Regions from separate parts of the Homo sapiens genome. Here region 1 is linked to region 2. The links are chromatin loops, found by intact Hi-C in ENCODE. Cell type or tissue: Panc1. All regions are shown on one strand. Links, peaks and the distances in the headings refer to the core of each region. The heading gives the core; the rest is flanking DNA. Region 1 overlaps FRMD3 (FERM domain containing 3). Region 2 overlaps FRMD3 (FERM domain containing 3).

Region 1 (15,617 bases), core at 3,167-11,166, 95 kb after region 2:
GACATTGGATTATAGGGACTACCACATGACTATTACACTGATCACTGATGTATTGATTACATTTGTATTTACAAGGGGAGCTTTGTGTTCTATTAATCTAAATGACAGTTTGGTCCAATAAGTGCCTTGAACATGACTTGGATTTCAGAATTAGAGTATAGGTGAAGTGCTCTTCTGACCTTAGAAATGACCCAGGCATAGGACCACTGGCTACAAAGAAATTGGGTCTGGTTTCCTCTGCTGGTAGAAACCAGAGAATCCTCTTGGGCAGCAGTCTGCACCAACAAACTTACTGATGCCCAAGACTTCTTCTGGTTTTTGTAATGGCTATTGTCAGGGAGGTAGTGCCACCAAGCTGGAAGTGTGTGTTTTGAGACCTTGAGATGGATCTTGGAAAGCAGTTCCCTGCTTGAAAAATTCCTGAATATAATGAAATATATTTAATATAGATTAGTATTATATCTAGTCTTTCTACCAGTTTCTCCTTATTTTATTTTATAACTGCTAGCATTATCTTTGTTTACTTACTGCTTACTGCTAACTTACTGTCACTCACTGGCTAAATATCTTCTGATGGCTTGTCATTGCCCACAGGGAAAGTTTAAACACTTTGGGCAAGGCACATAGCTCTTTGTGATCTTGTCTGTATCTACTAATAAAATAATCATAATATGTATCTAATGATGTGTTCAGGATGTTTCTGCAAACAGAGAACCCATTTTCAACTGCCTGCCAAATAGAAAGTGAGAATTTCTGCTAAAATGGGGTTTCGTCTTTCCTCTCCACTCAGCAATGTGCTGCTGCTGCATAAAGAAGCCAACTACAAGAAAGATGGCGGACATAGAAGGGTCACATTAGGAGGATAGGTGCTTTGGAGTTCTGTAACCATCCAGTTGGCTGTAACCAGTGAAGACTGAATGCTTTCCCTGGCCCATTGCAAGCCATCAGTAGGCTCCTCAGAGCAAACCAGTTGTGAAGAAGAAATGTTCCATGTGGTAACTGAGAGAAAAGGCTCCAGACTCAGTCATTATAGGGAGCTTCCCTTGGCCATTGGTCATGGGTTGTTACCATGTCCTCAAGGATGAAGAATTAGAAACCAATGTCCTAACTCTCTCTGGAGCCTGTATGGACCCTATCCATTTATGGACATTAAATGTTTTATGGCTTTCATGGCCCAAACAATATTTAACCATGTTCATCAAGTGTTAAGCGAAAGATAAATTATTATATGTAGTTTCCTGGGCTGGGTGTGGCCCCCATTTGGTGATGAGTGTCAAGACTCTGGGACTCAGAATAGGCATGTCCAGGTGAGCAGTGTCCCCTCACAGATGCCTTTTTAAAGGAACTTCACATGGGTATGGAGGTGCAGCTCCTGCAAAAGAGGTGAGGGTTTTCAGGCCTCTCCTTCCTTCCTCCAGAAGGGTTTTCTTTCTCTGGAGAGAGACCTACGGCAGCCATTTGTTTTGTGGGAGGAAGGCTATGCTGAGGTGCAGCACAGAGGTGGGAACAACTTCTCATGGCCCTCTCAGCTGTAGGACGCACAGAACACACACAGCAGGGAAGACTATTTCTACCTATTGCACCCAGCGAGGTTGTTTGGCCTAATTTAGGGGCTCTGCCCTGGGTCAGATCTGATCGTACATCTGTGTGGAGAAAATATTCTCTTTGCTGGATGCGGTGGCTCACGCCTGTAATCTCAGCACTTTGGGAGGCAGAGGCGGGTGGATCACCTGAGGTTAGGAGTTCGAGAACAGCCTGGCCAATATGGTGAAACCCTGTCTCTACTAAAAATACAAAAATTAGCTGGGCATGGTGACAGGCACCTGTAATCCCAGCTACTCGGGAGGCTGAGGCAAGAAAATGGCTTGTGGTGAGCCAAGATTGTGCCATTGCACTCCAGCCTGGGCGAGAGAGTAAGACTCCATCTCAAAACAAAACAAAACAAAACAAAAAAAAAACTCTCTTCTGAGACAGGTAGAGTGGGTAGAAAGAAAGAGTTTGTGACTCTCCCTAAATACCGTGTCGAGACCTATTTAGGACATCATCCGTAAGTCACAAGTATGATTTTCTCCAAATAGTTAGTGTTTATTTCAGCAATTTAAAAGCTGGAATTTCTGGGTTCTGTTTCTTTGGAGTAATGTTATATTCACTTCACTACCCCATATTTTTGTGGCTTGCTTCAGAAAATACATTTTCTTTTCTTTTTTTGGGGAAAATCCAATAAGGTATTTCCTTGAGTTAGATCCTTTCTTGGTATGCTTAATAGTAATTTAGCAGAAATTTTTAGCCTTTTACTGGCACTTCCAGCCTCCCTGGGAGTCTGCTTATAGCACCAAAACAGCCGGTGTGTGGGAGGGGAGGCTGATTCTGCAAAACTGAGTGTGTTTCCCGCACGTGCCCTCACATGCCCCCTTCTCTCTTTTTATCCTGCACTCTCTTTTGTGCTCTTGAGGATCCCCCTGCTTCGCTCACTTAGCTTTGCACTGTCACTGCCAGTGACGCGCATGTTCTTCTAATATGACAAGTCTCATACAAACTTTATGTCCTGGAGCAAAAGAGAAATCAAGTACTAGGATCAGGAAGGTGCACATGTGTCCCGTCTCTCTTTTCTTTGTATTTTGTTCTACTTCCATGGAAGACCCACGTCTGTGTGCCTGGTTTATAGGCTCAATCTCAGCTGGGTCAGAATGGTGGAATCTGCTTGGTATTGGTTGGAGGAAGAAGCACTGTGATTGTGGTCAGTAATGATGGATTAATGACAACTATATGAGCCAAATGGAACCTTCCTAGGCTTCGTGATATTTTGGAACTAATTTTAAAGCTCAGACTTCAGAGCAAGACAGGGAGATAGGTGGACTAAACGATAAAGAAAATCTCAAGGTGTAATTTTCAATAAATTAAAAGTATGACTCTCATACAAATATAGAATGAGCACGAGTCAAAAATTTATTTAACTCATCAATGAGGGAACTAGCAGGATGGCAAAGCTGGTTTATGGTAAGTCTATATAGTCAAAGAAACTAAACAATGCTGAGATAAAATTTGCTGAGACACAGCTGAGGTATATAATGGACATAAGGTGATAAAACCATAAATGTTGAGTTGCCTCCTCTATAGGACAGAAATTATTTGCAACTTACCAATCTTTTACAAGTTAGCATCTAATTTTACAGTCTAGACCTTTAAGATTAGCAAATATTAAGTCAAGCCGAGTTTGCCTCCCTAAAGCATCAGGTGACCCTTATGTGACTTTGATAGACAAGACTCCGTGTCACCTTGGAAGAGCACCTCATCGTCTTTTTGCCTTATTTCCAAATTTTGGATTTTACATGGTGGAACCATTGCAGATGAGGTTGCTGTGGTCAACATCTGAACAGTTTTCTGTTGTCTTGGCTGATGTTTACTCTGAAGGGTTATATATTTCAGGGGCATCTGTAGCTTGGGCACTGCCTCCATTTTGCTCTCACCTCTTTCTTTCCAGGGGGTATGCTGTGACTGTTTTCAGGGATATGGCTCCTAGGTAAATCATCTGGATTGGTATTCTTTTCCTGTCTAGCTGTCTTGTTTTTTTTTTTTTTTTTTTTCCCCTTGGTCCAGGTTGGAAAACTTCAGCCACAGAGTAAAAATGTATATCTTTAAATGGAATGGTTATTTTTGGGATGGCATAATTTAAAAGCAAAATTGTATTTTTGTCTAGGTCCAGGACAGAGTGTTAAATGAATCCAGTGAAGTAACTGGTTTCAATATAAGAAATGACTCTTTTATGTTTAAGTTTATAAGCAACATTTTTTTTTGAATTGCAATATTTCAAATGATCTCTTTATTGCTTCCTGAAGCAAGATTTTCTTTGCTAGTTGATCTCTTGTGCATGCAGACACACACACACACACACACACACACACACACATCTTATTAATTAAAATTTGGCAAAGGAAAAATGTGTGATTAATTTGGACACACTAGATTCTTATTTAGTAAAAAGCTAAAAATAGCAAAGCCCTTTGAGCCCTTTGTAAAGCCTGTCGTGCAGACAGTTTTATGTGTCAATGACTTTATTTAATTATGTTTCAGGAGCTATGATTTGACCCTTAGTGTGAGAGAACAACAAGTGGTTTTAATGGATTTCCACGGACATTTCTTTCTTTTGGAGCTGCTTTATCTCAAGGTGGATGCTGCAAAGTCAGAGTCCAAGATCAGAATCTCAGGAGAGGGATTGCCGGGATGAGGACAGGGTGAGCTGGAGTTAAGAGTGAAGGTAGGACTGTGGGTAGAGAGAATCAGTGTTGTGTGGGGCTGCTAGGGAGGCTTTGATGCACCATGATTTTCCTGCCTCTGATTCCTGAACATGTGCATATTCTGGGTTCTCTTTTTTAAATAATTAGTTTGTGGGGATTTAACTTTTGTCTCAAGCCAAATTAAGGTTCTGGGGATTTTTGGGTGGCATATCCTGATCCAATTTCTCTCTATTGTGGTCTTAGGACCATGTTAAAGTCACTAGGGCAGAGGGTTGATAGAAAAAGGTATATTCTTGGTTTCCACCTCATATTTACTGAATCAGAATCTGGGGATGGGTTAGGGAATCTCCATTTGAAACAAGCCCCTAAAAACATCTCAATTTTAAACAAAGTCATTCTCAAATCACCAAAATGGATTTGTCTTAATTCTAACGCCCCTTGCCCCTCAAACCCAAATAAAACTGGAACAAAACAAAAGGTTCTTTCATTACAATCAACATGGCTTCTTGTTAAGCTATCCAGGTTAAAATAATTCATGCCAAGAAGTAACTGGCTAAAAGACAGCCTTCTCGGTGGTGGCTGTGGTTTAGGGAAGGACTCTGTGCCTTCTCAACGACGGCTGTGGTTTAGGGTAGGACTCTGCCACTCCAGATGATGCCCTAGTGAGGCCAGTGGTCAGGGAGCTCTTGATCTGGAACCTTGAGCACTCCTTGCTGGCTTTCTGGTTTGTGGTGGCTTTAGAGCTCACTTTTGAAAGGCACAAACTTTCTCTTAAGCAGGATACCTGATTTCATGAGATCCTCCCTTTTCCAAACTAGGAGGGACCAAAGGATCTGCCAGGTGGGCCTGGATATTTGAATTCAGAAGCACACTGCACACTGTGTGTTGACTAAGAGGAAATCAAATGGAAGTCCATGTGTGTAGCAGAGTGGTTCCAGTTTCCATAAGGGTGGCTGCAGAGCTGGAGAAACACTGAGCAAGGAACACTAAATAAGGGGTTCCGGCCTGGTACGGTGGCTCACGCCTGTAATCCCAGCACTTTGGGAGGCTGAGGCAGGTGGATTGCTTGAGCTCAGGAGTTCGAGACCAGCCTGACCAACATGGTGAAACCCCATCTCTACAGAAAAAACCCGCAAAAATTAGCCTGCCGTGGTGGTGTGTGCTTGTGGTCAGCTACTCAGGAGGCTGAGGCAGGAGAATCACTTGAACCCAGGAGGCAGAGGCTGCAGTGAGCCGAGATCGTGCCACTGCACTCCAGCCTGGGTGACAGAGCCAGACCCTGTCTCAAAAAAAAAAAAAAAAAAAAAAAAAGCAGAGGGGTGGGGGAGGGGAGAGATTCAGATGTTGGCATCTTCTGTTAATTATAGTTTCCTCTTTAAAGGGGAGGCCATACATTTCTGATCATGTTACAACACTTCTTTTCTCCTTGACCTCCACTGGAAACCATGAGAATCCCAAGGCTTTAAGACATTGGGAGAGGACTGTTGATAAGCATGGGCTGTGTCTCCTTTGGTTTGAGCTAGTTTGCTTTTAAAAGCTTGTTAAAATGACTTAATGATTCAGAAAACCCATTGTTCTACTGCTGGGTAAGCAGGAAGGGATGGGTGAGTTTAGGTTTATTGGGCTTGTGAGTGCCATGGGCCAGGTAGGCTGCTGGGAGCTTTGTGTGCATCCTCTTGTTTAGTGTTGGACATTTGTCCCCATTCACAGTCAAGGAAACCAAGGTTCAGAGAGCCAAGTGGCCTTTCCCAGGTGACACAACCAGGAAGGGCCAGGGCCAGGATGTGAACTGAAGTCCCCCTGTGTCTAACTCCACTGCCTTGCAGAACAGGCCACATTCTTTTTCTTCTGCCTGTGGAGACCACGGCACAGTCTCCTAAAAGTGACCTCAAACTCCATCAGAGGCTCAGAGGACTGAGAGTCCAGTGGTCAAGGTACACCTAGCCAGGAGCAATCTTTATTTTTTAGTTTGGGGAGAATTTGATATTTACTAAGCAAACTGCCAAGCCTGTGAGCTTGAGGAAGGAAGTTTATGAAGAAACACTGTGCCTCCCTGCAGATGTCTTTCAGGCTTGGAGCTCCAGACAGGAAGCCCTCTGCTGCCCTAAAGAGGAGGTGGTCAAGAGGGAATTTGCAGAATAGAGCAAGATGGTGACTTTTGACACAAGTCCTTTAAGGCAGGGGTCCCCAGCCCCTGGGCCACAGACCAGTAGGAACCGGGCTGCACAGCAGGAGGTGAGTGGTGGGTGATCAAGTGAAGCTTCATCTGTATTTACAGCCACTCCCCATAGCTGGCATTACCACCTGAGCTCTGCCACCTGTCAGATCAGTGGTGACATTAGATTCTCATAGGGGTGCAGACCCTATTGTGGACTGTGCATACAAGGGATCTAGGTTGCACATTCCCTATGAGAATCTAATGCCTGATGATCTGTCACTGTCTCCCATCACCCTCAGATTGGACTGTCTAGTTGCAGGAAAACAAGCTCAGGGCTCCCACTGATTCTACATTGTGGTAAGTTGTATAATTATTTCATTATGTATTACAATGTAATAATAATAGAAATAAAGTGCACAATAAATGTGATGTGCTTGAGTCATCCTGAAACCACCCCACTTCCACCTTGATCCGTGGAAAAATTGTCTTCCATTAAACTGGTCCCTGGTGCCAAAAAGGTTGGGGACTGCTGCTTTGAAGAGTTTGCCTGTGAGGAAAACATGAGAGGGACAAGGCATAGTTCTGTGGGAAGGCCTAATCCCCCTTCTCTTTTTCTTATGGTGTCCTAACCTCCTGCTTCCGTTATGATCCCTGAGCATGCAGAATTTTATGATGTGGTGAAGTTTCACTTCCACCAATGTTCTTTATTAATATCATGAACTAAGCATGCATTAATTGCCTTCCTAGCCTCTTGAGATTTTTTTATAATAAGGAAACATTTTAAGAATGAAAAGCAATTGCAAAGATATGGAATCAACCTAATGCCCATCAACTGATGAATGCATTGATAAAGAAAATGTGGTATATATACACCAAGGAATACTACTCAGCCACTAAAAAGAAAAAAATGATGTCTTTTTTGGCAACTTGGATGGAACTAGAAGCCATAATTCTAAGTGAAGTAACTCAGGAATGGAAAACCAAAAACCTAGTTCTCACTTATAAGTGGAAGCTAAGCTATAGGTATGCAAAGGCATGCAGAGTTGTATAATGGACATTGGAGACTCAGAAGGAGGGTAAAGGATGAAAAACTACTTACTGGGTACAATGTACACTACTTGGGTGACAGGTGCAGTAAAATCCTACTTCAGCACTATATAATTTGTCCACATAACCAAAAATGCTTGTACCTCTAAAGCTATTGAAATTAAAATTTTTTTAAATCTGTTAAATCTATTTAAGAAAAAAAGGATAATGGAAGAATTCCTTTCATATTAAACTTATATTCCTTTTATATTGAACTTACAAACAGATATTTATTCAGGCATTGGATGAGTGATCTATGACCTTTGTTTTATAAGTTTAACCTGCTGGGCTCAAAGCTTTAAAAGTCCCGGAGGGCCTGAGGCAGTGGTGACATTTTCTGTGGTGGGGTGCTGGGCTTCATTGAAATGCACACATAAAACCTTGGAATGTGCGTGGACTGCTGGGGAGCAGAGGCTGGCCAGGCTGAGGGAGGGGGCCACACCACACAAAGGACACACAGTCACATTCCTCCCGGGCCACCCAGCAGCCTTGGTGGCTGCTTGCCATCTGGCAGTGCTCTCGGTATTTTCCTGGATTCCTTGGGGCAAAGGAAACATAGTGACCTGGCAGACTTGGCTCCTGGCTCAGTGGCAAGGCCAGAGCTGTAGAAGTGGTTTATGGAGGAGATTGCACTTAAAATATCACTCTAGCCCATCCTTCCCTGTCATCATACAAGTTAACCAGCATCCTGGGACAAGGCTAGGCATCCAGAGGGCCGGATGTGGGGAAGACTCTTGCAATGCCGTGTTTTAAGTCCATTGCTTCCAGGTGTGTGGCAGTGTCCTTTCCAGCCACTAGATTGGGAATGCAATGAGGGAAGGGAGTTGGGTGAAGAGTTTAGTTAATAAATATTGGGTACCTAATGAGGATTGTCTATGCCTCGAGCTGCCACGGGTTCCTTCTGAAGAGTGCTAGGGTTTCTCTGAAGAAGCCCAAGTCCCACATTGAACTAAGTGTCCTCTCTCTGCAGAGTGCTGTGCCAGCAGCTGGCAAGCAAGCATGTTTATGAGTTAGTGATCTTTTGATAAGAGCTCATTCCTGAAAGGCAAATGGAAACTTCCACCTAGAACTCAGGCCAGGTCAGGAGGTGAGAGTATGGAAAAATAACACCAAGTGCAGGCACAAAACTGGAGAAGACAAAATAGTAAGGGAGCTGCAATTGGGGAAGTTAAAAAGGGCCTCATGGTCAACAAATCAGAGACAAGAGAAGGACAAGTGACACTTTTGACACCTTTATACCTTCAGCAAAAGCTGATACTCTCAGAACCTAAAATAGCAGAGAAGTCAAATGTTTCATCTCATAAAAAAAAACGCTAAACTTAACCACAAAACTGTTTAAGATTATACCTTGTGAAATACAAAGTAAAAAGTTAGAATAGGGAAAAAAATCAGAATAGAATAAGGAAGGAAAGGCTAGAGTATTAATTAAGATAAATTAAAAATTTTAGATTTTAATTCAGTTTGTCCTAGCATTTTTAAGAAAACAAAGATGATTTTGGAGGGCATAACAAGTCATTCTAACTCATATCCCTGAAAATGTAGGAGAATAAATTATCCACATGGGAATAATGAGCATTTGGAAGCACATGTGGTGCTAGTTTCATTGTGCAAAACACGAAATACATTATACCAATGTCATATTCATTTATGGCAGGGAGACTAGTTAGATGAGGGAAGGCGTACATCTGAACTGGCTGATGTTCTCAAACATCCACGCTATTGGACATTCCCAAGAAGCTGGAAATGTACAATCTGAAATGAACGTGCTCCTTCCATGAGTTCAATAAAGGGCCAATGGATCTCACCTAAAAGGATGTTTTGCTCAGAATGAACTTGCTGGACATGCTTTGCCTATCACAGGGCTCTAATACCACGGAATTACAATAAGACCTCATTGTTTATATGAGGGGCCAAAGCATCAAATTCCTACAGGGGTCAGATAGGTGATCTAAAGGAACTAAGTGGTGCAGGCATGAATGTGGCCAGAGAGCAGGGTGGGTGGCCTGGCCACAGGGACAGCTGTTTGTTACTCCTCTCCAGCCAGCTCCCTGCACAGGGGTGATGCCATGCTGAGCCAGTGCCAAGTGGTCAGCTGAGTTTTCAAGAGGCCAGCTTTTCAGATTTTAGGGAAATCTGTAATTTTTAAACATCTGTTTTTAAACATCGAAGATATGGACGTGGGGCTACCAACGGCTTTAAACTTTAGAGTGAAAAAGATAGGTGAATGTTTGCTGGCTCGTTGGTGTGAAATGAAAGACATTTCTTAAAAAAAAGCAAGCCATTTTATGAAAAAAAAGTTTTTCTTTTATCATGGTCATTGTTTTATAATTTTAACAAGTTAAGGAACAAATATGTGGAGAGACTTATGATCTGCCAGCTTACTAATTACTCTTTTCTACTCTGAGCATTAGTCTGCCTTAGGTCTTTGTCATCTGCACGTGTCTAAACCCACATGATATACATTTACATGTACTTATACACATGTACAGGGATAAAAATTTCTCAATATGGTGGCTGGTACAGATCACTCAGCTTCCACCAAATGGAGCTTCTACCAAATGGAGCCAATCTTGGGGTTTTATTTGGAGGTTACAGGGGGCTGCAGAAGGAGGGGCCAGCGTGGGACAAGGGTTGTGTTTTAGGAAGGTCTCTCTGCATTGGCTTGTAGGACAAAGAGGAGGGAAGAGATACAGGAGCAGGGAAGGAGTTAGGCAGGTGTCTCTTGAAGTTGTTTCAACTAGAGGTGTTGAGACCAAGGCTAGGGATAAGGTATGATCAGAAAGGCCTTGATTCAAGCATTATGTATAATATAGAATAAGACAGCCTTTAGTAAGTGATTAGTGATGGGGGAACAAAGGAGTTCATGATGATTACGATATCCGAATTCTAAGAAACTGGCAATGGTGGTGGTGAGGAGAAGCAGTTGGTGAATAGTGGGTTCTCTGTGATCTGGGGTTGGCTTGGGACCTGCTGACTTATGCGTGAAGGGTTAAGTCTGGATATTGAGTTTGAGAATCATTCGCATCTCTGCATAGAGGTCAGAGTTGGAGCCAGGGGGCTGAATGAGATCCCTGAACAAATGGCAGAGACAAGAGACGAAGACCCAGGACCAGGATAAAGAATAAGGGGCAAAATGGAATCCAAGAGAGAGAGAAAAATTGTTAAGAAGGAGAAGACTAATAATCTCCCACTCAGCACCTGGCATCATGCACACATTCTCACAGAAGCCTCACGAAGGCCCAGGAAGAAGCATGATTATCTCAGTTTTGTAGATGAGGAAACAGGATTAAATGATGAGAAGGTGGCAAGGACGTGGGACCTTGGGACAGGCTGGGCTCCTTCTACAAGGTGGGCAGAGAAGGGAGTGGGAGAGAGAGCTTAGTGCATAAGAGCATATCAGAGTGAAAGCAAAGGGCATTTTTAAGGATGTCCTGGGGAGAATGTTTGTAAGCTGAGGAAAAAGATCAAAGGGAGAGGGAGAAACGGGCGATGAAAGCTGGAGATGGATTAATAATTGATAGGGCTGAGTTGCCAAGCAGGGGGCTGGAGCCAGGATCAAGATGGATCTTCCAAGTGACAGGAACCTGAAAGGAAGCTCTCATTGTACAGAGTACCTGAGCCCCAAGCAGTGGTGAGACATCACAGTAGGAGAGCTTCAGATGTGACGGGAGGCATCAGCTCTGGAAGCTGATGGCCACTTGCTATGGCATGACTACGAAGAGAAGTATTAACTGCTTATTTCCTCTTTATGTGAATATCTTCTATGGATCAGTCACGTTAATTCTCATGAATTATAGAACCTCAGCACAAATAAATTTAGCCTACATTCAATAGAGATTATTTTAATTAGCTTTCATTTTTTCCTAAGGAGGCCATGCCGTCCATTATTTGTTGCTATTACATATGAGTTGTGTGTGTGTGTGCGTGTGTGTTTTAGCTTCAATGAAGAGTAGATCTACATATCAAGGGCAAGGTTAGGAGGAATTAACTTGCTTTCATGCTTACATCATTATCAAGATAATGAGTAAAACATACATTATTGGGTTAAAGATCTTTCTGGAAAGAACTTGATATGGTAGGAAGAACTTGGGCTTTGGAGTTAATGGGTGCAAATCTGAGCTTCAGTATTTCCAAGTGGTGTGATTTTAGGCTAAAGGCATCACCCAACTTCATCTTCTCCAACTGCAGCGGAATGATTATACCTTACAAGGTTTTAATGATGATTAGAGATATGTAAAGAACACCCAGCACATGCCTTAATACATGGTATAAATAATGAAAATTATTATAATTACTAAATGAACTGAGGACTAAATATTTATAAAATACATCAGACCAACATGAGCACACATGTATATATATGTGTGTGTGTGTGTGGTTTATATGTGTGGATATGTATATATGTATATATGGAAGTATCCTTCCATTCTTTTGTCAATGGATGTGTGAATTGTTTCCAGTTTTATTCAATTACAAAGTATGCTACTATAAACATACTTTTTTTTTTTTGAGGCCGAGTCTCGCTCTGTTGTCCAGGCTGGAATACAATGGTGTGATCTCGGCTCACTGCAACTTCTGCCTCCCGGGTTCAAGCAATTCTTCTGCCTCAGCCTCCCAAGTAGCTGGGATTACAGGTGTGTACCACCATGCCCAGCTAATTTTTTGTATTTTTAGTACAGATGGGGTTTCACTATGTTGACCAGGCTAGTCTTGAACTCCTGACCTCAGGTGATCCACCTGCCTTGGCCTCCCAAAGTGCTGGGATTACAGGTGTGAGCCACCTCACCCGGCCTATAAACATTCTTATACATATTTTATAGTCATGTTTGCTACTCCTCTGGGGTTTCCATCTAGAAGCAGAAGTACTTACTATGTACATCATCACCTCTGCTAGGTAATGACAAGTTGTTTTCTAAACTGGTCGCGCTTACTTATGCTCCTGTTAGCAGTGTAGGACGCTGTCCAGTTTCTCTGCATCCCACCAAACCTTGGAAATGTCAGACTTTAAAAAGTTGGCCAAGCTCATGAATAGGAAATGTTTTTTAATTATTGTTTTCCCAATTACTGATCAGTTGAACATCTTTTCATATGCTTGCTGGCCTTTTAAGTTTTATCTTCTGTGAAATGCTTATTCATGCTTTTTGCTCATTTTTTTTTCTAGATTCATCTTTTTAAAAGGTATAAAGACACTGAGTTAGATATATACATATATTCATATATATATAAATACTTATATTTGTCAAAGTTCAAGAGTCAGTTCATACTAACATTAACTAATACTTTCATCTGTCAGAGAACTCAAGTTTTCTTGCTTGTACCTATTAGGTGCCTGTACCTAACAGGTACTGAATGATGAGTATTGAATGAATCAAATATGGAGAGAGGAACAAGTCTACCATTAAATATGTAAGACTAGCACATCAAGAATGACACCTTTCTAGGTCAGGTACCGAGCAAGACTGTTTTTCATGTTCTGTCCCCTAAGGGATGTGTGACCTGAACAACCTCTATAAAGAGCACATGGAGTGGAGTCAGCACCTTCCAACCTCTTGGGTTATTGTGACAGGGCCAGAGGGGAACCTATGACTTGCTGACCACCTACAGTGTTAGGAATCAGGTGCTCTCCATCCCTCACCCACAGACCCCAGGTTTCCTGATGTGTGGAATCACCCTGGCTGCTTCCCAAGCCTATACTCCTCAGGCCATTCTCATGGGTTTCTGATTCCACAGATTACACTTTGGTCTGGGAACCTGAATTTTGAACAAATGCTCCAGGTAATTCCTATACTTAGGTGCCTTTAAGAAACCCTGCCCAAGCCCTGTGCCTGGACTGAGATCGAGTAGTGAAGGTTCTTTGAGTGCTTTTCTTTTTACTCTTTGGCACAGATCTAGCTGGGAAGCAATGTCATTAAGGGGAAATAAGTTTGTTTGGTTTCACAAAACCAGCTAAGTTCCCTTCTCCAAGTTCTCAAGCCTGTGCCAGACAACTCTTGGCTCCCTCCAAACCGAAGCTTGTCTGGACCACCTGATCTCCTTGGTGTCCCTTCTGCCAAGTACAGTGATGTGTCTCAGGCCTGTAACTCAGAAGGTTCTACCTGGTCTTCCTCTCCACCCCTTCAAAGCTTCTCTGTTTACCACCTTGTGCCTGTTAGTCTGTGCTTCAGGCATGTTGATCTCTGCAAGCTGGGAATGTGCAACCATCCCTCTCACACCGGTCATTTTGCTTCTGCCATTTCCTGTCTTTTAAATGCCTCCTCCCACTTATCCTCCTTTGGCTAACTCATCTGAGGTGGGCCTGAGATTCTGCATTTCCAGCAAGCTTCCAGGTAATACAGGATGTTGCTAAGTCTGGAAACCACACTTTGTGCCAAAAGACACGATGACACAGAGCGTGCATCACCTGCTCCTCTTTTGTGCTCTTAGCACCGGGGCCGGCCTCTGCCATGCCTCTCACATTGTATCAGAATAACTGCCTTGTCTGTCCATATGTTTCTTGAGAACAGGAATTGTGCCTCGGTTATCTTTACATTTGCAGTGCCAACATGTAGGAGATGCTCAACAAATGACTGGAACAATCCAGACAGATTTTCGTCTGGCTGCATTTTGCTGTTGGTAACTGTTTCCCTATTGAGGACAATGGCTTGTTGCTTTTCCAGGTGGTGCCCTCTGGCCTGAAGGGCTGGTTCCACTTTCTATAATACCATGCAGTAGACCTTGCCAGGGGAGGAGCATGAGAGTTGGGGGTTAGTTTTGGCATAGGAAGAATTCAACTTTTTTTGTGTCTAATTTAGGTCAACATTAGCGGGTTTAAAATTAGCCCCAGATTCTGAATTTTCTTAGGATGGTTTGCTCACGCTTGTGAGCACATGTGCACACATTTCTTATGGACTAAGCCTGTGAGGTTTAATAATCTCTTCCTCTTCTAGCCCTGTTCTCCACGCAAGGGCCAGGAAGGTTGTTTTTTTTTTTTTTTTTTTTTGAGACGGAGTTTTACTCTTCTTGCCCAGGCTGGAGTGCAGTGGCATGATCTCGGCTCACTGCAACCTCTGCCTCCTGGGTTCAGGCAATTCTCCTGCCTCAGCCTCTCGAGTAGCTGGGATTACAGGCATGTGCCACCATGCCTGGCTAATTTTTGTATTTTTAGTAGAGATGGGGGTTTCATCATGTTGGCCAGGCTGGTCTCGAACTCCTGACCTCAAGTGATCCTCCCGCCTCGGCCTCCCATAGTGTGGGGATTGCAGGTGTGAGCCACTGCGCCCGGCCCATAGGAAGGTCTTTCTAAAATGCAAAGTTGGATTATGCCACTCATTTGGTGGCTTCCTCTCCTTTCAGAGAAAAATCCAACTCCCTAACATCAAGGCTTCTGAATAAGGTGCCTGCTGGACAGGTTTCCCCGGGCCAGTTCATGCATACTCCTGTTGTCTGTGAGTGCCCCCATTCACTCTCACAAGCTAGGATGATGAATGCTCTGATGGCCCCCACCTCTCCCCACAACCTCATGACTCACTTTTCAGCCAGGTTGCTTGGTTGTGAGAACATGCTCATACCAGTTGTCACGTCCCAGGTTGTACTCTGGCTGCTAATTCTCATGCAGGGGACCTTGTTACAAGCTCACTCTTGGATTTTTCTCTGGATGGTTATTCTATAATCTAGGATATATATCTACATTAACCCATAATTACTGTAAATCCTGTAAAACCCAGCAAGATTAAATAATGAACATACTGGTTTATGTTTTCCCTCAGTGCTTTTAGCAGAAATCTCTTAATGATAAGATTAATCTTTTAATGGACAGATGGGTGAGCCATTCCACTTGCAGGTGAGTAAACTGTAGCTAGCTGGGAGAAGAGGCTGCCAGTCTGCAATAGTTATTCTGCTTACAGGGTGTCATTGCCCTCTTCTCATCTACTTGTAAACTAGTTTTTCATACTAGTTGGAGCAGTAGCGCAGGACAATAAAACCAGTATGAGTTGCAAAGCCAGATAGAACTGGGTGAACCCCAGGCAGTTTCTTACTTCGTCTGAGAGTTGGTATTCACACCTGTAAAAATGAAAACAGTAAGACCTACTTTGTGTGGATAGTTATATGATTAATTGGGATCATTTGGAAATGTTAGGTTATGTACATCACAGATATAT
Region 2 (15,617 bases), core at 4,015-12,014:
ATATTTTATTTGGATAACTTTAGACCTCACACTTTCCTAGAGTACTCCAGACCAGGAATTGAAATTGCCCTTCCGGGTATCAGGTAACAAAGACTTCCCATTTGCTTAGAGTGAGAACAAAAGGATTAAAAAACAATGCGAAACAAAACCATTTGGAATTACTGGCACTTGTTCTGGGTGAATCCATCTGTGTTTGCTTCCTTCCTTCTATAGAACTACAAAGTTAAAGGATTGTATATATTGTCACAGAATGTCACCCTCTCTCCATAGCCCACATCTGCCTGTCTGCGTTAGGAGCTCTCATCCCTGGTGTCTGCCTGGCTCTGGAGCAGGGGTGTCCAATTTTCTGGCTTCCCTGGGCCACATTGGAAGAAGAAGAATTGTCTTGGGCCACACATAAAATACACTAACGCTAACGATAGCTGATGAGCTAAAAAAAAAAAAATCACAAAAAGTCTCATAATGTTTTAAGAAAGTTTATGAATTTCTGTTGGGCTGCATCCAAAGCTGTCCTGGGCCATGGGTTGGATGAGCTTGATCTAGAGGCTCTGTAGGAGGAGCAGGAGCTCTTGGACATGTGTTAGTTGTTCACTCCTGTTCACTACAGGAGTGCTGCCTATGGAGCCCCAAAATAAGTAGGGGAAACTCAAGCCACACATCCTTGGGAGCTCATTAGTCTGTGTTCTCTAGTAGGTAAGCATTCCAGATTCAAAGAAAAATGAGCCACTCAAACAGGTTTCTCTAGCAAGGTGCTGGAGAGTGGCCACACATGGTAGATGCAAGAGATGATAGAAACCTTCAGGACTATTGCTTGAGACAATGTGAATAGCTCTAGGTGCCATTTCTTGAGCATCTCTCATGAGCCAGCCTTTTCCACTCATTATGTCTGATCTCTACCACCAACCTTTGAGTAGGTATTATTCCCTTCTTTTGGGTAAGAAAACTGAGAAGCTAATAACTTAAGTGACTTGTTCAAGGCCACATCTCTAAAAAGAGAATGAGCAGCTGGAATTCAAATCCAGAATTGTCTGGATCCAAAGCTTATGTATGTCTTTGACATATTACCCCATAGTTAAAATAGCTGAAGTTTCAATGAAATTTCCAGACATGGAAAGAGGTAAATCCAAGGTAGGGGAATTTAAACCAGTGACTGAAGGCCAGTTGGGATTCATGATCTGAATGGACAAAGCGACCCTATTTGCCAGTTTGCAAACTTAATGTGTCCTGGGTCTTCCAGGGAGGCTGGCATCTCAGAGCTGATTGGAATCCCACAATCCAAATGTCACTGGGGGCCATTTCCACCCCCCAGAAACATGGTATTTGCCTTTAAAGAAACTATATGCATAAATGCCTTGTTAGGTTTGATACACTGTGTCCTTATATTTCAGACAGTAGTAGCCCCAAATTATGCCTATGCATCAAAAGATGAACCAAGCCAGAAACTAAGGGAGAATTGCCTAGTTGTGCTCTGATTAGAGGGTGTGATGGTGAAAGGGCATGTGTTTTGTGCCTCTTCAGTGTGCCTCCCACAAGGGGAGAAGGCAGAGTATTCTCCTTGTTACCTCCCCACCCCCTAGGATCTTTGCATTTGCCACTGCATAGAGGATAGGAAAGAGCTTTTGCAAAATAACAGCTTTTAAATAATCCTTTTCCAAATCATATAATTTTGGTAGTATTTGGCCAACGAAAACTTTCAAACACACAACCTAGTGGTCCAGTCTCAGCAGACTGGTGGTCAGTTCCAATAAGAGATGTGGAAGTCACTGGCTCTGTCTCTTTTCACAGGGTCTGGGATGCTGTCCCATCATATCATTTGCTTGTGAATGTTCAGGTAGGATGGAAGATAGAGGAATTCCAAATAGACAGGGAGTAAAGGGGAGTTTGGGTTACAAGACAGAGGCCTGGGGAAGGGAAGGAGTTACTGAATGCTCCTTATTGGGCTTTTCCAATTGAGCCAACCCCTGAAGTCTGGATTTTGTAGGAGGATGAGGTTTGACTCTAATTCTTCATTCAGCCTTGCTACTTCAATTAGAGTGGAGTCCTAGCCATCTTCTATCTACTTTTTTTTCTTTAGACACCGGCATTGTTATTCACAACCCTTGCTAATGAACTTGCCATTTTTAATACTGACTTTTTTGGGTTACATAGATTTTTGACATTATTCATACTTTGGCAAAGCCTGGTAAACATGGCTGACATAGTTGGAATTGGCTGAAAATTTGTATTTGTATTTGACTAAAAATCTTAGCATAGTGCTTTGCATACAGTAGGAACACAATAAATATCGATGTAGATTGAATAATTTTCTTTCTAGACTGTTAAATTCACAAGAGTAGGAACATTCTGATGTTCACCGCAGAGTCCCTGATATTTAGAATAGTGCCTACTATTCTATATAGTATAATATGTGCACATTAAACATCAGTTGAATGGATGAGTGCTAACCTTCCCAATATTTAGTCTAACTCATTACCTGTCAACATGAAGGTAGCATGCCAGCATTAGATCGGGAATCAGATGTGTGGTTTAGTTATGTTACCAACCAGCTGTGTGATCTTGAGTGAGTCATTTGACATTTGGAGTCAATTTTCTTTTCTTTTGTAAAACAAAAGAATTTGGTTAGATGGATGCTACAGTTTAAAAAGTCTGTGGTTTTATTATTGACTGGATAAATTACATGTGAATGAAGCATTTCTGTTGACAAAGTGGTAGTGTACGTATTATCTCATATGAATTTTATAACTATCCATTATCTCCATTTTATGGATGTTATTGTGTTACTGAGTATTATCTCAATATTGTATTACTAGATATGGAAAATGAGATTCAAAGAGGTTAGCAATTTGGGTAACCAAGCAAATAAGTGGATCAGAACCCAGGTCCTTTGACTCAAAATCCAGAGCTCTTTCATCTCTGGAGCACTGCCTCTTGGGACTGAATGATTAGGCTGCTTTTGGCTGCAAGTAAAAGAGTAGACAAGTTAAAGTGGCCTAAATAATAAGGACACTTATTATCTTAGCTGGCAAAAAGTCCAGAGAGAGGGCAACTTCAGGGCTGTTCCAAAGCTCTGCCTGGACTCAGTTGCTGCTTCCCATCTTTTCACTCTGGCATCTTCAGTGCATTAACTATGTCTCTATAGTCTCCATGATTATGAGGTGGCTGCAGTAATTTTAGATGTCAGTCAGTCACTACCACATCCACTGTCCAAGAAGAGGTATTTCCTCATGCATTGCCTTTTTATCACAGAGGAACACTTTCCCAGAGTCCCCATCAGTTTTCCCATCAGATTCCATTGGCCTGGATTGGATCATATGCCCATGCCCTAGCTGTAAAAGTGTCTAGGAATATATGCATCTGGCATTTTTCCTCTCTATAATGGGAGGTGGCTTTGCCATTATGGAAGGAATGGAATTATGTGTGTGTGTGTGTGTGCATGCACATGTGTGTGGTGGGGAGGAACAGCTGTCGGCTAATCATGCAGGAGCGTCTTTCAGAATACGTCAAATTAGGTTGCAATTATTGTTACAATAAACCTTTCATGAGAGTTTAGTAAGATGTCATCTCAGCCCTGGCTTTTTTTAGGCAATCTTTGTATGATCAAATTCTAGAACAAGGAAAATTATGAGAGAGTCCTTTGTAGTGTGTGTTGTTAAATATCATTTCTGCCCTTATGGAATGGGTGGGTTCTGGGCAGCTAAAAGGCATCTTGTTCAGAGCAGGCACAGCTCTCTATAGCAGACAAACTTTATGCTTGTTCAAGTGGCACAGTGGCATGAAGTGGTTGAGAGCATATGTTCTGGAGCACTGCTTGCTTGGGTTTGAACCCTGGCTCTGCCATTGACTAGCCAGGTGACTTTGGGGAAGTCACTTTTCCTCATTGGGCCTCAGTTTCCTCAGCTATAAAGTGGAAATAATAATAACATAGCCCTCATGGACTTTTTGTAAGGATTAAATAAGGATTATATGTCAAGTGCTTAGCTTAGTACCTGGCACATAGTGAGAGCTGAAAAAATAGTGACTGTTATCTTAATGTTTTGTGAAACTATATTAGAGGTAATCCTAAATAGTGGGAAGGCTTTGACTTAGAATCAAATGACTTTAAGCCTAAACTCCATCACTTTCTGATGGTGCAAGACCTTAAGCCAGTCACTGGGCCTCCTGTTCTTCAACTGAAAAATGAGAGTAATAATTCCTCAACTGCCAGTCTCCACTGTGTTGTTGAGATGGCTTATGTAAAAGCATGTTGTAAATGTTCAAATATCACCCAAATACAGAGTACTATTCTAATCAATTTAGTTGAAGAAAAGGTTAGCTTCTTATCTGTTGAAATGGGAATGATATTATCATGTGCAAACCTATATCTGTGCTAAATATCAGGCCCCATGATGATCCTGCTGGTGAAATCCAAGCTAGGTCCAGCTGGCAGCCACAGTTTTCTGCTAGTAAGGACAATTCAACACTTTTCTCTACCAAGCTCTTCTGGAATGCCATTCAGAGTCTACTGAAAATCAGACACAAAAGGAATAGAGGAGAGAGGCAGTTTGTTAAATACTGTGGCACAGCTCTGACGTTTTTAGACCTATATTATATGGGCCAGCTCTTTATATTAAGTATATCCTAAAAAAATGTAATGTTATTCCAATGGTCTGCTAAGATCTTATCTCTTGATATTTTCAAAGCAAAGGCAAAGTGTATTGACTTCAGGGAGAATACAATAATATTAGCTGCACATTGACGGTGTATCAGCTAGAATTCTTTTAACTACATGCAACAAATTCTAATTCAAACTGGCTTTAACATTAAGGACATTTACTGACTCATATATTCAGAAGTCTTGAATTATATATTTAATTCAAGGACTGTGGCTCTGTTTCTCTGGGGTTCCTTTGCCTCTTCTTGCCATTTGGGATGGCTCTATCCTCAGACTGGTAGTGAAATAGTTATAGTAGTGCCAGTTCTCACATTTTCATAGGATACCCTCCAGAGGAAGAGAGAAGCCACTTCCAATTCAGCATCCCAAACAGAAGTGTGCAGTCATTCTGATGGGACCTCCCAGGTCACATGCTTACCCCTGAAGCAGTGACCCTGACCAGGGGAAGATAATGTGCTGATTAGCTTAAGGTGCAGAGCTTGACCCTGGGACTCAGGGTGGGATCAACTTCCCCTGTGGTGATGTTCTGCCTGGGGAAGAGCAAATACCTAAAATCAGATAGGAGGAAGGGGGAAATGGCTCCTAAAAAGATAACCCACAATACCTACTGTAGATGCTTTGTCTAGGGTAGGTGGTTCTCAAAGTGTTGTCTGGGGAATCCTGGAAGTCCCTGTGATCATTTCATGGAGTCCATGCTATTAAAAAAAAACTATTTTCAAAATAATACTAAGATATTGTTTGCCTTTTTGGATAACAGTTTTATTGAGATGTAGTTCACATTCCTTGTAGTACGCCCACTTAAGGTATACAATTTTTAATATATTCAGAGAGTAGTGCAGTCATCACCACAATTAATTTTAGAATATTTTCATCATCCCCAAAATGAACCTTTGCCCTTTAGCAGTCATACCTCCATTTCCCTCCAGACCTCCCAGTCCTAGGCAACCACTAATCTACTTCCTGTCTGTATAGATTTGTCTATTCTGGACATTTGATAAAAATGGAATCATAAAATATGTGAACTTTTGTGTCTGGCTTCTTTCACTTAGCACAATGTTTTCAAGGTTTATCCATATTGTAGCATGGGTCAGTACCTCCTTCCTTTTTCTTGTTGAATAGTAGTCCAGTCCATTGCATAGATATATCACATTTTGTTGATCCATTCATTAGTTGAACATTTGGGTTGATGGACATTTTGGCTATTATGAATAATGTTGCTATGAACATTCCTGAAAAAGTTGCTCTCTAGACATGTTTCATTTCTCTTGGGTGTATACCTAGAAGTGAAATTACTAGTCATATGGTAACTCTGTGTTTAATCTTTTGAATAACTGTCAAACAGTTTTTCAAAGTGGCTGCACCATTTTACATTCCCACCAGCAGTGTAGCAGGGTTTCAATTTCTTCACATCCTCTCCAATACTTGTTATTATCTATCTGTTTGATTATAACCATCCTAAGTGGGTGTGGAGTGGGATCTCATTGTGGTTTTGATTTGCATTTCTCTGGTGGCTAAAGTTGAGCATCTTTTCATGTGTCTATTAGCCATTTGTATATCTTCTTCAGACAGCTGCCCATTTAGATCCTTTGCCCATTTTAAAATTGGGTTGTCTTTTATTATTAAGTTGTAAGAGTTCTTCATATATTCTGGACACAAACCCTTTATATAATAAGTGATTTGCAAATATTTTTTCCCATTCTGTGGGATATCTTTTACTTTCTTGATGGGGTCAAAAAAGCTTTTAATTTTGATAAAGTCCAATTTATATATAATTTTTGTTGCTTGTATTTGTGATGTCATAGCTAAGAACTATTGCCCAATTCAAGGTAATAAGGACTTATGCCTATGTTTTCATTAAACAGTTTTATAGTTTTAGCTCTTACATTTAGGACTTTGATCCATTTTTAAAATTGATACATAGTTTGCATACCATAAAATTCATCATTTTAAAGTGCACAATTCAGCTGATTTTCATATATTCATAAGACTTTGCAACTACAATCACTCCCTAATTCCAGAACATTTTCATCACCCCAGAATAAATCTGTATCTATTAACAGCTACTCCCATATTTGATCCATTTTGTGTCAATTTTTGTGTATGGTGTGAGGTAGGGGTCTAACTTTATCCTTTTGCATGTGGATATCCAGTTGTCCCAGCACCATTTGTTGAAAAAAGCAACTCTTTTCCCTGTTGAATTGTCTTGTCACTCTGATGAGGTGTTGTTTACCTTTTCCACTTTCAGTCTTTCAGAAGTGTACAGTGGAATTTTCTAGAGGCTACAAGATGTGTGATATTGCAACAGATTGAATGAAGAAGCATATGTGAGAATACACCTCTTTGTTGAGTCAGACATTAAAGATATTTGCAAAACAATGCTGCTTTTATCACTACTTTATTTTGTACAATATAGCTATTTTTAAACAAAAATATGTTTTTTACATTAATGTACAGTGGGTTTATTGTTATTTTTAAATGAATCAATAATCGAATATTTTAAATAATTCTGTCTATATATAATATAAACAAAGGTTTTACAGATACTCAGTAGGTAAAGGAGTTTTGAGGCCAACATGCTGAAGAATTGCTGGGTGCAGTGGCTCATGCCTGTAATCCCAGCACTTTGGGAGGCCGAAGTGAGCAGATTGCATGAGCCCAGGAGCTTGAGACCAGCCTGGGCAACATGGTGAAACCCTGTGTTTACAAAAAAATACAAAAATTAGCTGGGCTTGGTGCGTGCCTGTAGTCCCAGCTACTTGGGAGGCTGAGGTGGGAGGATTGCTTAAGCTAGGGAGATGGAGGCTGCAGTGAGCTGTGACTGTGCCACTGCACTCCAGCCTGGGTGACAGTGAGGCCCTGTCTCAAAAAAAAAAATTGCTGGTTTAGGTGACTGTCCATTTACTGAACTTCCTGAAAAATTAAAAAAAACAAACCCAAACCTAAATAAAACAAAATAGAACTTATATGCTTCTTCTTTGCCTCCAAGATCATAAGTTACAAGTGCCCCAAGTGATGTCAATTAAATAAAAAACACTGCATGTTCACAGAAAATATGTATGTTATATTTGGAATTCTTAGTAGTAACTATGCACGTGTGTGTGTGTGTGTGTGTGTGTCTGCGTTTATATTCAAAATATTAAGAGTAGAAGGACAAGGCTAGGCTCTAGTGTAATAAGCATTTTCTAATTTCACTTGCTCTCTAACTGAATCCTAACTTTTTAAACTCTAATAATTGCATAAAGCTGTGTCTTGTTTTGAGACCCTTCTTTTGATCATGGAAAATATACAGCTAAACATGAAGTGTTTAAACTGTAAACCATTTGAATCAGGCCCATTAGTCACTTGAATTATTAAGTTGTTACTTCTTTTTCTGAGTAGGCATTTTGGGAAAACAGAAAAATGTTGCAGGAATGGAAATATCAGAATTTATCGCATAAGAATCTGAGATTCACATGGCATAAGTGTTATGCATTGGGAGGATAACATGGCCCTCTTTTAGTTCTCACTCTGTGATGGAGAATTTCAAGTTGCTCTTCTCATGAAGTAGCAGAGAGCCAGATGCGGAGTCCAGAGGCAGGAAAAATAATAGGACTAGGGTCAGGAGCCAGTTGGGCAGATTTTGCAGCTGAGGTTTGAACTTGACTCAGGCTCAGAAGAGTTAAGTTCAGCATTGAGCCCTGGGAGAAGTGTGTAAGTGCTTCTCGGTTGGATGTTTCTGTGGATTTTCTGTGCTCTTGTTCAAATGCAGACTCGGATTCAGGAAGTCTTGGGAAGGGCCCTGAAATTTGACATTCTTAGCACGCTTCCAGGTGGTGCTTGTGTGGCTGGTCTGTGGACCACATCTGGAATAGTCAGACATCAGTGGAATTTACCTTTCTCCTAATAATATTGTTAAGTTCCTCGAGTGGAGGAGTCTGTTCCTTTTGTTCCTCCCTCGATTGTGCCTCACTGGGCGCATTTCTTTGAGTAGATGTTCAATGAGTGTGGGTAAGTGAGTGAATAAATAAAGAAATCCATCCTGGTGTGTCTATCACAGGTATAATGAAGTGCTGATTAGACACTGTTGCTGGGTATGGAATGATTCTGTTTGACTATTTGTTCCAACCAAATCGAGAGATTGTTTTTTCAAACAGGATTTCCCATGGCAAATCTGATGAAGTGTTGCATGTCCATGAGAGCACACAGGACTAGGCTTAGTGACTGCCTTCTCGTCCCTCTGGGCCAGGCTTCCCAGTCTTGCTTTCCTGTACCCTGGACTCCTGGTGGTATTTCTGAAAAGCTCTGGCAATATCTCGGCACAAACAAGTCATTGTGTATAAGCCAGCAGTGCCTGGAAGCCCCTGGAGGCATAGGGGCCCCAGCTGTTCTTACTTGCAGAAGTGACTCTGAGGGACAATGACCCTGGAGGGCCATGCAAAATGCATTCCAGTTGTAACTTAAGCTCTGGAGCTGAGCTGTTTGCTTTGTTGATTCTCCCCGAAGGTGCAGGATGGAAAGGAGGGGACCACTTTAGCAAAAAGAAAAAAAAAAAAAAAGAAGCTTATTCTAAAAAGGAAGAGCATTTGTTTTGATCAAGAAGTTAGGTTTTCAAAAGTAAATTAAAGTTTGTTTGAAACATCATCAATCTTATTCAATAAACATTTGTTAAATATCTCCTATATTCCTAGCACAGAGCTGGAAGTAGAGATACAAAAGAAAATAAAATCAGCCGTCATCAAGGAGCTCGCAGTCAGTTGGGGGAAGATAGAAAAGATAGTGATGCGAGGATGAAATGATGGATGTAGAGACAGGTAAATGCAGGTGGAGGACTAAGAGGAGGCACCAAGTGCAGGCTGGGGCATCAGTAAGTATCTCTGTTACAGATGAATCTTGATTAATAATTAAAGGACAAGTGGAAGTAAACTCTTTCAGAAGGAGAAAAAGGGCATTACAAGTAAAGTGATCTCTTGCTTGCTTGGTGTAAAACCCTAGGCATGAAACAGGATGACTGAATCTGGGAGTTAAGGAAAGGAGAATCTGGGATGAGTTCCACATGGTTAGTTTCAATGACTGGGTAATGGCGATGCCATTCCAGGAGAGACAGTCCTGGTCACATAACTTGTGTGGTCCTGTGCAAAATGAAAATGCAGAGCTCCTTGTTAAAAAATTATTAAGAATTTCAAAGTGATGATAGCAGACCATTACGCCAAGTACAGGGTCCTTTTAGGCACGGGTCCCTAAGCAAATGTGCAAGTCACACACCTGTGAAGCTGACACTGAGGAGATAGACTAGAGGAGAAGCAGGTTGGGGGAACAGAGAATGAGTTCCATTTTGGGTACGTTGATTTTGAAGTGCCTGTAGGGCGTCTGAGTGGAGAATTCTCAATAGACAGTTGGATATAAGGAATGAAAGTTACCAGAGACACAGGTCTGACATAGAGACAGAAGTAAGGGAGTTGTTAATGTTCTTGCAAGTGGTGGCAGAAACCATGTGGTATGAATAAAACTTCCATGACAGGTCTTCCTTTTTTGTCTGTATTTCTGGTTGGGGCAGGCTTGTAGATCACTGAATTGTGAGCTCTGGAATTCTTTCCAATAGTACTTGATCGTTTTTCCTTTGTTAGGCAACTCTCACCTGAACCAGAGCTGGTCTCTATTTTCTTCTACAAATGGGGCAGCCACACCAGGGTTGTCAGTGGAAAAGCACTTTTCTGTCCTTAATCTTCATGTCCTAGCTTGGACTTGCAAATGAAAAAGACCTCTTTCAGTTTTCAAGTTCTGAGTGTCAAAGCATACGATTTTCTTTCTAGGGAAGTTGCCCTTTGAGACAGTGTCAGGAGCATTAAGTAGATAATACATTTTAAAATCCTATCAACATGCTACAAAATTAAACATGTTATATGAGGAGCAGCTTTGCAAGTTATGCTGCAATAATTTATCTTTATTTAGTATTTATTTATATCTCAGATACCTCTTGTGGCAAATTTTGTTTTGTATATAGTTTTCAGGGGGTTATTGTGAAAATTAAAATAATTCAAGTTCTACAAAATTGCTCAAACAACAATAATCTAATATTAATAATGCAATGACCTGAATCTTAAATGTACAATAGAGTTTTATCTGAATATATCTATGTTTTATGCTAACGTTTGAAATATGATTATTCTGTAGCAGGGGAAAGCAATTAACGTGTTAACAGATCAGGGTATGGCTTATAATCTCTCACCTCAGAAGTATAATTTGTTGCTTTAAAACTCTAGTCCGTGATGCTAAACGTTAATCTGGAAAGTCAAGATTAACCAAACCAAGGTCTTTACACGTAAACTGAGAATTCAAACACAATATTATTTACTAATGAATATAATGATAAAAATCAAGCAGTCTTTAAAAAATCAGTAACTAATTAGCCTTATTAATAGAAGAGAGGACAAACACCTAATTAACTAGTTGGCTAATAATTCTTCCTTGATGTTTCTAGCTAATGTTATTTTTTGGCCGGTCGATACACATATTACTGTCCATTGTTCTGAAAATAATAATGCTAGTCTTTGTCATCTGTACCTTGTGTAGGTATTGTCTACAATGTTATGATAAGTGGAGTATTTATTGGTTCTTTGTTTAGCAGCAAGCTTTCTATATACTTATAGTCCTCTTGATATCCTCGAGTATAATAATGATAATATGTATTAATTGATTAAATTGAGGTTGATTTAAACAGAGATGTTATAGGATTGGTCCAATGTCTCATATTTAGCAAGATTAGGATGGGGTATTGTGTCTTGTATTTTAGGTTTGCTCTTATTACACTAAATACCACCATTATTTTGTTTTTGAATGTTCTCAGTAGTCTAAATGATATAATTTCTTTCCACTGACAACTTTTTTAATAGCTCAAGAGAAAAGCCATACACAGATCACACCTCTGGGTAGAAAAAGCACATTGATGTCTTGGAACTGTCATCCAAGGACACAGTCTAAATTCTTTCCATGTCTACTTTCTTTTTGTAACCTGTGGCTGAATGTACATCCAAATAAAATTGCAATCAACTTACCATGGTTATATGAGTATTTTGTCATCTAACATAAGTAGACAATTGAAAACTACCTCCCCTTTCCTTTTACATGTTTGGCATGGTACAAATATTGCTTGTAGTTTGAAATTTCAAATTAGCTCCCCAGAAGTTGTAAAAAGAGAAAAAGGAAGGGTAATGCTAATGAAATTTTCTATCTGCCCTTTAATGTAATTTACCTTGTAGTTTTGAGATTGACTCTGAAAGTCAAAATCTAGCAATGCAGAGCATGGTATTTAGAGGACTTTTAGAAAAATAGGAAAACAATGTATTACTATTATTTTTGCTTAGGCACTAGCCACTGCCATGTCAGGCTCTCTCTGTTTTGAAGGCTTAGGCAGAAGAGTAATAAACTCTGTGGAGTAGGGATGGAAAATACACTTCAGGTTATTTTATGCCACCTGGAACCTTATCAAGGATATCTTCACCTCCTGTGTTCCCAAACCTCAGGGGAGAAGTATTTCTGCTGAGGGTCATCCTGACACAAGGGGGCACCTTGAGTGACACCTTTTGCCTCCAAGTTTGAAGACATAGTTTTTCCACCATGTATAGATGGCACTTTCTTGGTTCAGTGCTGATTAAAAGGAAAAAAAAGAGGAAAAGTTATACAGTAATTCAAAGGCAGCTGTGAAGCCTGAGTTTGCAGTGCCAGCAGCAGTGTGGTAATTTGAGAATAGTAAGTTAGACAGACAAAGCAGATTTTAATCATATGCCACAGAGAGGAAGGTGGTTTAGGTTTATCTCCAAATTGTACCTCCATAGAGAAAGGGAAGCTTTTAATGCGATTATTCAACATATATTGTTAAAGATTACTTTTTTCCTTTCCCCAACCTTTCTTTAGTGTGTTTACTGGGTTAGAAATGGCAGCCTTTTTTTCTCTCTTAGTGTATTGAGCAGTTGTTAAATATAAAATATAAAACATTTTCTTGGTGTTATGGGAAATGCAGAGAGAGATAGAGAGGGAGAGATTGTGAGATTCTAGTCTGAAGACAGAGCTGAAGACTTAAGAAAATATTTTCATCCATCTATCTATCTATCTATTCATCCATCTAACTATCCATTAATTCATTCATCATTTATCCACTCTTCCACTCACCCACCAACCCACCCATCCACTCATCCACTCTTCCATCCACTCATCCGTAAATCTATCCATCCGTCCGTCCGTCCATCCATCCATCCATCCATCCATCCATCCATCCATCCATCCTCCATCCATTCACCAAACAAACATTTATTGAATACCTCTGTTGGGGACTGCTGTGAGTAGCAGAGATACAAAAAGACAAATAATAATTAATCCTTGCCAATCTAGTAGAAAAGACAGACAGACACATAAACAGATTCAGCATAGCACTATTGTGATAGAAAAATACTAGGATGTTATTGGAGCTCATAAAGGGGCCAATAGTAGAGCCAGAGTGTGGCTTGGGGGAAGGCATAACCTTTCTTTAACCTCTAGTGGCTCTCCTCCAATGTTACTACTTTAAAAAATATATCGGGCTGGGCGCGGTGGCTCACGCCTGTAATCCCAGCGCTTTGGGAGGCCGAGGCGGGCAGATTAAGAGGTCAGGAGATCGAGATCATCCTGGCTAGCACCGTGAAACCCCGTCTCTACTAAAAATACAAAAAATTAGCCGGGCGGGGTGGCGGGCGCCTGTAGTCCCAGCTACTCGGGAGGCTGAGGCAGGAGAATGGTGTGAACCTGGGAGGCGGAGCTTGCAGTGAGCCGAGATCGCTACACTGCACTCCAGCCTAGGCGACAGAACAAGACTCCATCTCAAAAAAAAAAAAAAATTATATATATATATATAAAATTTGTGGTTTATTTCTTTCTCCTTATTTATTTTTATTGCAGTAAAAAATGTATGTAACAGAATTTACCATGTTAGCCATTAAAAAAAATCTTTTTCTTTTGCAGTGCCTGTGCCTCGCACAGCTCTGGGACAGGCACAGCTCCCTGCCCCCCCAGCCGCTGAAGGCTTCTCTACGCCCCTGTTCTGGCCTCCGCGAGCAGAGGAGCTTGAGGCGGGCAAAGCTTAAGGCGACACCATGTTAGCCATTTTTAAGTGTGCAGTTTAGTGGCATTAAGTAAATCACATTGTTGTGCAACCGTAATCACCTTCCAAAGTTACTACTTATAAAAGAGATATTCTTTGAAATGGATTACTGATATTTTGTCACTCACATTTCAAGTGTGAATAAGAGAATCTTTAAAAGCTTTGTTCTTTTTCTTGCAAATGTCTCAGCCAAAATTGTATCTTGCTATAAAATGTGATTTCAAGAGACGTCCCACACCCCCTTCCTTGGTTCCTACTAGACGTTCACCCTCAGCGTGTCTCCTGTATAGATATGCTGGAGCAGCCACTGAGGGGCCCTAATCCAGCCTGGGAAGGGCCAAGAAGATTTTCTGGAGTAGATGATACCTGAGATGAGCTATAAGGAAAATGTAGACATTGTCTGGCTAATAAATGGGGAAATGTGTTGAGAAAAGGTGCAGTTAGGGAAAGAAGGACATTCTAGCAAAGGTTGAGCATAGAGGAAGACATAACATTTATGAGGAACTGAAAGAAATGCATTATACTTTTCTAAATCAAGAAAGAGTTCCTTACTGTGCAGTGGGAAGTTGGCATTACCTGCTCAGACTGTGCAGACAGTGGAGTGGGGGTCAGAGTCTGGAAAACAATGATGACCACTGTTTATTAGGGAATAATTAAGACAACTCCTCCATTGAGTCATGGTTTGTGACTAGCTTGGCTCACACTTGGGCAAGATTCGTTGGGTGTTTTGTTTCAGACTTTGAATGCCTCAGTGCTTTTTGAAAAGCCCCACCCTGAGGCAAATTGGCGTTTGCCAGTTCTTTTTTTCTGGAGAGGTGGTGACAGGGTCTCATTTTTTCACCCAGGCTAGAGGGCAGTGGCGCCATCATAGCTCACTGCGGCCTTGAATTCCTGGGCTCAAGTGATCCTCCTGCTCCAGCCTCATGAGTAGTTGGGACTACAAGTGGTGCCACTATGCCAGGCTAATTTTCTTTTTAACTTTTATTTGTAGAGAAGGGGTTTTGCTATGTTGCCCAGGCTGAGTTTGCCAGTTCTTTAGTTAAGGTTTTAAATTTCTGTGTGCTGTTGGGATGGTGATAGTTTCACAACTTGTGACCTTCAGTGATGAAGCAAGTCTTTCTTAATATAGGCCAGGAAATTAGGAGACCTTTTCCTTTTTTTTTTGAGATGGAGTCTTGTGCTTGTCACCCAGACTAGAGTGCAGTGGTGTGATCTCGGCTCACTGCAACCTCCATCTCCCAGGTTCAAGTGATTCTCCTGCCTCAGCCTCCTGAGTAGCTGGGATTACAGGTGCCAACAACCATGCCTGGCTTTTTTTTTTTTTTTTTTTTTTGTATTTTTAGTAGACACAGGGTTTCACCATGTTGGCCAGGCTGGTCTCAAACTCCTGATCTCAGGTGGTCCACCCACCTCAGCTTCCCAAAGTCTTGGGATTACAGGCGTGAGCCACTGTGCCAGCCGGAGACCTTTTCAAAGCAACTTACCCCATTAAGCTGTTAGAGTAGTCATGAGCCCAGCTAGAGAGGGTCTGATGTAAGCAATTGCAGAAATTCCAGGAAATAAGTATCGAACAGTATTGAAAAGCCTCCTTATGCATAGTAGACCAGTGCTGTCTGGTAGAACTTTTGCAGTGGTAACACTGTTCTGTATCTGTGCTGTCCAGTTTGGTAGCCACTAGCCTCAGATGGCTATCGAGCCCTTGCAATGTGACTGGTATGACTGAGGAACTGAATTTTCATAGCTATTTAATTTCAACTCATTAAAATTTGTTTACATAGTTACACATGCTAGTGGCTACCACACTGGACAGTGCAGCAATAGTCTCTTAATGGTAGCTAACTCTGGAAGCAGAGAGGA

Evidence for each region. Hi-C counts contacts between places; a loop is a spot of excess contacts. Peaks named below come from ENCODE experiments on the same cell type or tissue, not always from the same donor. Only the 100,000 strongest peaks of a DNase experiment are listed, where the experiment ranks them.
Region 1: a loop joins it to region 2, with 3 times the contacts of the local background. A loop is called at or near these places in 16 of 110 quality-filtered maps.

Annotation. Positions count from the first base shown.
Region 1 is chr9:83,424,749-83,440,365 of GRCh38, reverse strand. The region is part of intron 1 of FRMD3 (FERM domain containing 3); the gene reads left to right. Among named protein-coding and RNA genes, the nearest start is that of FRMD3, 110 kb to the left of the region's middle. RefSeq lists a silencer at 7,798-8,092. In Panc1, for the core only: no CTCF peak of the experiment used is centred there; no DNase peak of the experiment used is centred there; H3K4me3 peaks cover 500 bases; H3K27ac peaks cover 7,697 bases.
Region 2 is chr9:83,520,447-83,536,063 of GRCh38, reverse strand. The region is part of intron 1 of FRMD3 (FERM domain containing 3); the gene reads left to right. Among named protein-coding and RNA genes, the nearest start is that of FRMD3, 10 kb to the left of the region's middle. In Panc1, for the core only: no CTCF peak of the experiment used is centred there; no DNase peak of the experiment used is centred there; H3K27ac peaks cover 3,264 bases.